Regions from separate parts of the Homo sapiens genome. Here region 2 is linked to region 1. Evidence: read pairs that join two places in POLR2A ChIA-PET (ENCODE). Cell type or tissue: CD4-positive, alpha-beta T cell. All regions are shown on one strand.

Region 1 (4,000 bases):
TTTGAGTTTTTGTTGGTTGCATGAATGAATGCATCAGCCATGAGAGCTCTATTCTTGTGCCCTCCAGGAGATGAGTAAGGTAGGATTTGGAGAACAGATTTTGGAATCAGACGGACGTGAGTGGGCAGCCTGACCCCACCCTTACTTCTTCATGTAAGACAACAGAGTAATCCCAGCACTTTGGAAGGCCAAGGTGGGTGGATCTCTTGAGGCCCGGAGATCGAGACCAGCTTGGCCAACATGGCGAAACCCCATCTCTACTAAAAATAAAAATAAAAATAAATTAGCCAGGCATGTAGTGCACACTTGTAGTCTCAGCTATTCGGGTGGCTGAGGCATGAGAATCACTTGAACCCAAGAGGCGGAGGTTGCAGTGAGCCAAGATCATGCCACTGCACTCCAGCCTGGGTGACAGAGTGAGACTAGTCTCAAAAAAAAAAGGTAATAGAAACCACTTCAGACTCCAGATATCTGAAACCTAAGAGGAATTTATTTTTTTTAAGTATTAGTCAGCTCATAGAAGCTCTGGGAAAGGTGAGGAACTGAGTGTGCCACTGTACTGGTTCTAAAACATAAGCAAAACTTCTTAGACAGTCCCCTCATGGAAGGAGGAGTCTAATCGCCACCCCTCCTTGAATATGGGCTAGCCTTAGTGACTCTCTCTTAATGAATAGCACATGGCGGTAGAGATGCTCTATCATTTCCAGGTGATACAACTTCTGCCTGACTCTCTCTTTCTCTCTTTTTCTCTCTCCTTCTCTCTGTGTCTGTATATCTCTCTGTCTCTCTGTCTCCCTCTCTCTGCATGTGTCTCTCTGTCTCTCTCTTCTCTGTCTCTCTGTCTCTCTCTCTCTCTTTCCTTCCTTCCCTCTCTCAATGTTCTCCCTTGGGACCTCGCCTCCATGTTGTGAGGAAGCCAGGCAGCCCCATGGGAAAACCACATCGAGGTGTCTGGCCATGGCCCCAGCTAAGGTCACAGCCAAGAGCCAGCATCAACCACCAGCCACATGAGCAAGCAGGCCTCAGATGATCCTAGCCCCCAGCCTTCAAGCCACTCAACCAATGGTGAGTGGAGCAGAAATGATTGTCCCTGCCAAACCCTGCACAAATTATACTTTCAAAAGCAAAACGAATGTTGATCCTGGTTTGAGCTCCTAAGTTTTGGGGTGATTGCTTACATGGTAATAGATAACCAGAACAGCAACTCTGCAGCCACGAGCACCACCTAAATTGTGCCACAGGAGCTCTGCAGCCAGGGACCCAGGGTTGCTCTGAGGCCCTTACAGTTCATCCCATGGTTGCCAGACCCCACAGTCAGTGCTAGAACTTCTGCTGTGTTGCCACTGTTGTGGCCATGATGAGAAGAACAAAGGGTGACCAGGCAATCTCAGAGTGCGTGTGCTGGCTGCAAGCAGGGGCTCAGAGGAGGGCACAGCTCTGCTATTGACCAGCTGTGTGAGCTTGGGCAAGTGTCCTAACCACTCTGGGACTCAACTACTTCTTTCTGAAGTGGGATCAGTAGGGGTACCATATGCATGGAGTGGTTGTGAGAATTAGACAAATTAATAGATACAGATGATGAGAACAGTGCTGGGCTAATGAGTATGCATTATTCTCTACCTCGGGCCCCCCATCACTTCCTATCTAGTACGTGATTTCCTTCTAGCAGCTGTTATCACTACATGACCTTATCGCATGTATTGATGTGCTCTCTTGTTTTTGGTCTGCTCTCCTTCCTGTTGGGTTGTAAGCTCGATGCAGGAAGGAAGTATGTTTTCCTGTCACTGAATCTTCAGCACCTAGAAGAGTAGGCGCTGATATATCAGGCTAGATGTGTCAAGCACATATCACACGCTCAGTGAATGTTTGCTGAGCAAATGAATGAAGTGGCTGATAATATCACCAGAGAGCTAAGATAGGACCTCAAATAACGCTAATACAAAATAGACACCATAAGGCTTGTGAGAGAGGTGCACAAAGCTAACAGGCTTCAAGGAAAGGGAAAGAAATGAAACCAATGGGGAATTCTAGAAAAGGCTTTGGAGAAGGGATGCCACAGGGGTTGGGCCTCAAAGGAGAGACAGGACTTCAAGAGATGAAGATGTAACAGAAGATGGGACTGAGAGAGAATTAGTAAGAGCCAAGACCAAAGTAGGGAAGGACAGGACATGCTTAGGGAAGGGCCAGTGGTGCCCTTGGGCTGGTCTACAGCAATTGAGGTTACACAGACTGGCTAAGACCATTGTCACAACCTTCCAGTGTGTCCCCCAAAGGGTAAAATATTCTCCAGGTCCCAGGTGGATTCAGTGCAAGCACCTCCTGTTCAGCTCCACCTGGGCCTGACTCTTCCCGTGCTGGGTGAGCTGAGAATGATCCATGCAGCCAGGCTTATGGCTGAAAGGATCCCAGAGATTTTCATCCTTTTCCTTTTGTAAGAACACAGACACAGAGGTTGGGCTTTCAATTCTAAATTCTAAAGAAGAGAAGATGCCCCATCTTCAGGAGGCCACCCTGACAACGTCTAGCACTGGGACAAACAATTGCAGGGAGCTCCAGGAGACAGGTGGGGAAGAATGTGTGAACAGAACTGACTGCTATTGAATTTAAGATGGTATTATGTTGGTGCAAAAGTAACTGTAGTTTTTGCCATTACATTTTTTTTAAATGACAAAAACTGCAATTAGTTTTGCACCAACCTAATATTTAATTATTTCCTGCCTAAAAATGGGGACATAAATGAAATATTCATTGACTGAATATATTCATGTTATATAAATATATATATTTATATATATTATATATATGTGAATATATATTATATATATGTGAATATATATAAATGTATATATTTATATATATGTGAATATATATAAATGTATATATTTATATATATGTGAATATATATAAATGTATATATTTATATATATGTGAATATATATAAATGTATATATGAGTATATAAATGAATGCCCAAGAGCATGGCGCACCAAAGAGAGTCCAAGTTCTGCTTGGCTTATCAAAGGGAACATCCTCCTCAAAAGAACATGTGGGAGACGGCAGAGGAGCAACTAGTGTGTGTGTTTTCTCCTACGTCTAGGAGGAAAAAACTAAATCTGTCACTTTCTGCATGTATTCACATTAAAAAAGGATTCAAAGCTGTCTATTTAGAAGACAGTGCCAGTACCAATTTCTGTGCCAGGGAGATGATATTTTGCAGTTCACAGGGTAGAAAGAACACCATTTTTGTCACATGTTTAGTATTCCACAAGCAGTGAAAGTTAGAATAATTACCTGTGAACGACTATGTATGTTTCTTTCATCTAATTAGGTAATCTGCCCAGGTGTTTAGGACCAAGGCCTCTCTAGGCTTTAATTAGAAAAAGTCTAGGACAGAAACTAATTAGCAGCATTATTCCAAACCAGAAGTCTAATGATATTAACCACAAATCGCTATTGCAATCAGGAGCCTTTATTCTAAACCATTTTTAAAGTGAGGGAGGAGGGGAAGAAGACAAGGTATTTTTCAGCTTTAGAATATTGACTTCCAAACACTAATTCCAGTCAACTTTGATCCACTCTCTCAAAGCAATAGAAAGAACTGTGATTAACAAAAAGGCAGTACAGAATTAAAAGTCAATGAATATTTCATTTATGTCCCCATTTTTAGGCAGGAAATGATTAAATATTAGGTTGGTGCAAAACTAATTGCAGTTTTTGTCTTTTTTTTTTTTAATGTAATGGCAAAAACTACAGTTACTTTTGCACCAACATAATACCATCTTAAATTCAAAGCAGTCAGTTCTGTTCATACATTCTTCCCCACCTGTCTCCTGGAGCTCCCTGCAATTTATAGGTAATGATCTACATGTACCTGGAACTTTCAAAGTGCAAATAGATTTTTATGACCTCAAAACTCTCCTAAAATTACCGTTTGATTCATTCTAGTTTTCATCAAAATAAGAGAAAAATAACCAAATTCCATGAGGAAAAGTCCATATTTC
Region 2 (4,000 bases), 110 kb after region 1:
GCAGTGAGCTATGTTCATGCCATTGCCCTCCGGCCCTGCCTGGGTGATGGAATGAGACCCTGTCAAAAAAAAAGAAAGAAAGAAAGGAAAGAAAAAAAAGAAAAGAAAGAGAAAAGGAAGGGTATTAGGGTTCTCCAGAGAAACAGAACCAATAGAATGAACATAGAGATTTATTTGAAGGAACTGTGGAGGCTGGCAAGTTCAAAAACTGCAGGGCAGACCAACAGGCTAGAGACCCAGGTAAGAGTGGATGTTTCAGCTTGAGCAAAAGCAGTCTGGAGGCAGAATTAACTCCTCCTCAAGGGACCTCAGGCTTCTTTTCTCTTAAGGCCTTCCTTCAAGTGATAGAAGTGAAACTCACCCACATTATGGAGGGTAATCTGCTTTACTCAAAAATCTATGGATTTAAATGTTAATCTCATCTTTAAAAATACCTTCACACCAACATCAAGACTCGCATTTTACCTAATCAGTCTAGCTGGTTGACACATAAAATTAACCATCATAGGGAGGGTAGATCTGTGATTGCTTTTTTGAAACTTTTTTCAATGTTTGCTGCATGTATATAGAAATAAAATTTGGCCGGGTGTGGTGGCTCACATCTGTAATCCCAGCACTTTCGGAGGCTGAGGCAGGTGGATCACCTGAGGTCAGGAGTTCGAGACCAGCCTGGACAACATGGTGAAACCCCGTCTCTACTAAACATACAAAAATTAGCCAGGCGTGGTGGTGCACACCTGTAATCCCAGCTATTTGGGAAGCTGAGACAGGAGAATCACTTGAACCCAGGAGGTGGAGGCTGCAATGAGCCAAGATCGTGCCACTGCACTCCAGCCTGGGTGACAGAGCGAGACTCCATCTCTAAATAAATAAATAAATAATAAAATAAAAAATTATTTTTGAAATTGAATTTTAAGATCTTGTTACACTTTTTTAAAGAAAAAAGAAGTTATTATCCAGGGCACAGTACAGAGAAACAAAAGAATGGAAAATATGAGTGGTTAGGATACAAGCCTGAAAAATCAAGCTGCAAGCGTAGATTAGCAAGCTGGAAGCTTGCACAGGTGAATGCGGCAGCTGTGCCAATAGAAAAGGGATACCTGGAAGCCAAGTACATCCAATATGGAGGTTCCTCCTCCCTTCTCTTTGTCGTCATGTGTGCAGGTGTCATGGTGCTGGCCAGGTAGAGACCCCATCTGCAGAATAAAAGATTAGGGTGGGATGGCCAGCCTCTTTGTGGGCTATGTAAATGGCACAGCTGGCCCAACCAATCCACTATGCCCTATATAAATCAAACACTGCCTCTTCAAGCTCATCTGTAAAACCAACCGTATCTTGCCCCAAACCCGGAAACCCACTCGGACCCACTCGCACCCCCTCCCTCTGCACAAGGAAGCTCTCTCTTCTTTCTTTCAACTATTGAACTTCCACTGTTAAACCCAGTTTTTGTGTGTCCATGTCTTCGATTTCCTGTGTCTGTGACTTCAATTTCCTTAGCATAAGACAATGAATCTTGGGTATTTCCCCAGACAAAGGATGCCACTTCACCAGGAAGTGACTAAGGGAAGAACACCTGTGGGAAAATGTCCAAGAATTCTGGGACCAGAAGGGGTTTCAGCAGAGCATCTGTGGGCCACCAATCAGACATTCTAGCAGAAAACATATGTCCAGTTGGTTTGAAAGATTCCCTGAGGGGAAGACAGTGTAAGCCATCCTCACCCCCTTCCACCCTTCCTCCTCGCTCTTTCTGGCTGCCTCGCCTTGTTGAAAATATCTCACTTCCTTTTGGGGCTCCTGCCCCTCCCCTAACATACCTCCCACACCCATCCCCAGACTGGTTTAGCCTCCAGGGCACCTTTGTTCCTTCCTCTCACAACCATGGGTCTCAGCCGTAGCTGCACACTGTGGCCGCCAGGAGAGCTTTAGAAATGTGGATGCCCAGGCCTTACCATGACCAATGAATTTCAGCTCTCTGCAGAGGGATTTTTGCATCAGCATTTTTTAAAGCTCCTAGGTGATTCCAGTTTGCAGTCAAGGTGGAGAACAGCTGCTGTAGCAGAGCAGTTATGATAGATTGAAAGGACGTGCTTACCTGCACTTCTGTGTGACCTTATGTTATCTGGCTTTCAAAGGGGTCGCTTTCTTTTAATACCCAGCTAACTGACTCCACTCATTACCTTGTGCTTCCACAGGAAGATTTCTTTCCTGAGGGGTTGTGAGTGTCTCTGGGAAACATGCCCCAGGAATGCATCCTTCCCATGCACTTCAGCCTTCTCGGCTGCTCACCACTGACCACCTGGGAAGCAATTCTCCAAGTTGCTACCCCTTTCTTTGTGCCTAATAAGATAATCCTAAGTAGCTGGTACAAAGAAATATTTGTTGAATTAATGGATAATAAATAATGATGGCTAGGTGCGGTGGCTCACCCCTGTAATCCCAGCACTTTGGGAGGCCGAGGTGGGTGGATCACCTGAGGTCAGGAGTTTGAGACCAGCCTGGTTAACATGGTGATACCCCGTCTCTACTAAAAATACAAAAAATTAGCCAGGCGTGGTGGCAGGTGCCTGTAATCCCAGCTACTCAGGAGGCTGAGGCAGAAGAATTGTTTGAACCCGGGAGGCGGAGGTTGCAGTGAGCCGAGATCGTGCCACTGCACTCCAGCCTGGGTGACAAGAGGGAAACTCCATCTCAAAAAAAAAAAAAAAGGTAAACAAAAGCCTTCTTGGGATACATGACAATTATACATGCAGATTAAACAGAGAGCTGTAAGTTAACAAATCACCATAAAACATATGCAAGCGAAAAACAAAAATAAAACAAATATGCAAAGTGAAAGAAAACAGTTATGTTCTGTACAGGATATCCAGATGCTACAGTCTGGATGTTTGTGCCTCTCCAAAATTCGTATGTAGAAATCTTTAGGAGGTGGTGAATGGGATTAATGACCTCATAAAAGAGGAGCTGCCCATCTCTTCCACCATGTGAGGACACAGAGAAGGTGCCACCTATGAGGACAGGCCCTCACCAGACACTCAATCTGCTGATGCCGTTCTCAGAGGTGTTTGAACCAGAGCGACTCCATCTTGAAGAGGGGCTGGGTAAAGTAAGGCTGAAACCTACTGGGCTACATTCCTTGGACAATTTCTGTTGTTTTAAACCACCCAGCTTGCGATCATTTGTTACTTCTGCCGCAGGAAACTTAATCCAGCACGGAAAGACTCTGTTGTTTTACCCTGACCAGTTCTAATATCTTCTTAGTATCTAAAATGGGGAAGAAGATGGGCAGAGGGTCATTCAGATTTATTTTACGGGAACTTAGTATCTTACTCTTCTCAGCAAGGGAGTTAGCTGAGAATGACTGGGCATGCTGCCTCACTGTCCCATTTCCTGAACTCTCTAGTTCAGAAAATGCTGTTGCAAATCAACTTCCTTAAAAAACAAACGGGAAGTAAAAAACAAAGTCTATTTTATGAACTAGAGACTCAGAGACTCAACATGATTTTTCTCCCTGAGTCAGGTCCATGGTTCTGTCTCCTGACCACCTCACCACTCCTGTTTGAATCAAGCAGACACCAAACAATGTCTTTGTTTCCATGCCCATGAGAACTCTTAATTAAACAGCCACTGACTATTGGGCTGGCACTTTACGAGGTCAAATTTATTGCTGTTGGATTGTGATAAAAAAGATAACCGGAAGGTTAAAGCTGTGGGAGTAATATCTCTGAGCAGGAGGAGTCATGGCAAGGACAGACTTTAAATTGGGTTAAACAATTCAATATAAACAGGAAACACAAGCCAGCTGCAGTTCCCCTCCTCTTGGCCTCTGCCTGGGGCCTGCCTGCTACTGGGCTGCCCCTGAGGGTCGCATTGCACACCTGCCCTATGGAGCTGATGGGGTGGGAGCGATAGCCAACCCTTACTTACTGCTTCCTATGTGCAGGTCTTGTTCTAAGCACTTTTACATTTTCATTTAATTCCCACAGCAACCCAGTTAAGCAGA

Evidence for each region. Peaks named below come from ENCODE experiments on the same cell type or tissue, not always from the same donor. Only the 100,000 strongest peaks of a DNase experiment are listed, where the experiment ranks them.
Region 2: POLR2A ChIA-PET joins it to region 1 with 5 read pairs; 2 of 35 experiments call an interaction of 5 or more read pairs at or near these places.

The regions. Positions count from the first base shown.
Region 1 is chr21:33,184,329-33,188,328 of GRCh38, forward strand. The region is part of intron 1 of LOC105372787 (a long non-coding RNA gene); the gene reads right to left. Among named protein-coding and RNA genes, the nearest start is that of LINC01548, 16 kb to the left of the region's middle. In CD4-positive, alpha-beta T cell, no CTCF peak of the experiment used is centred here; a DNase peak (open chromatin) is centred at 1,723; H3K27ac peaks cover 1,370 bases.
Region 2 is chr21:33,297,752-33,301,751 of GRCh38, forward strand. It overlaps a transcript of IL10RB not described here. Among named protein-coding and RNA genes, the nearest start is that of IFNAR1, 25 kb to the right of the region's middle. RefSeq lists an enhancer at 3,674-3,723. In CD4-positive, alpha-beta T cell, a CTCF peak has its summit at 2,088; DNase peaks (open chromatin) are centred at 1,850 and 3,390; H3K4me3 peaks cover 573 bases; H3K27ac peaks cover 1,624 bases.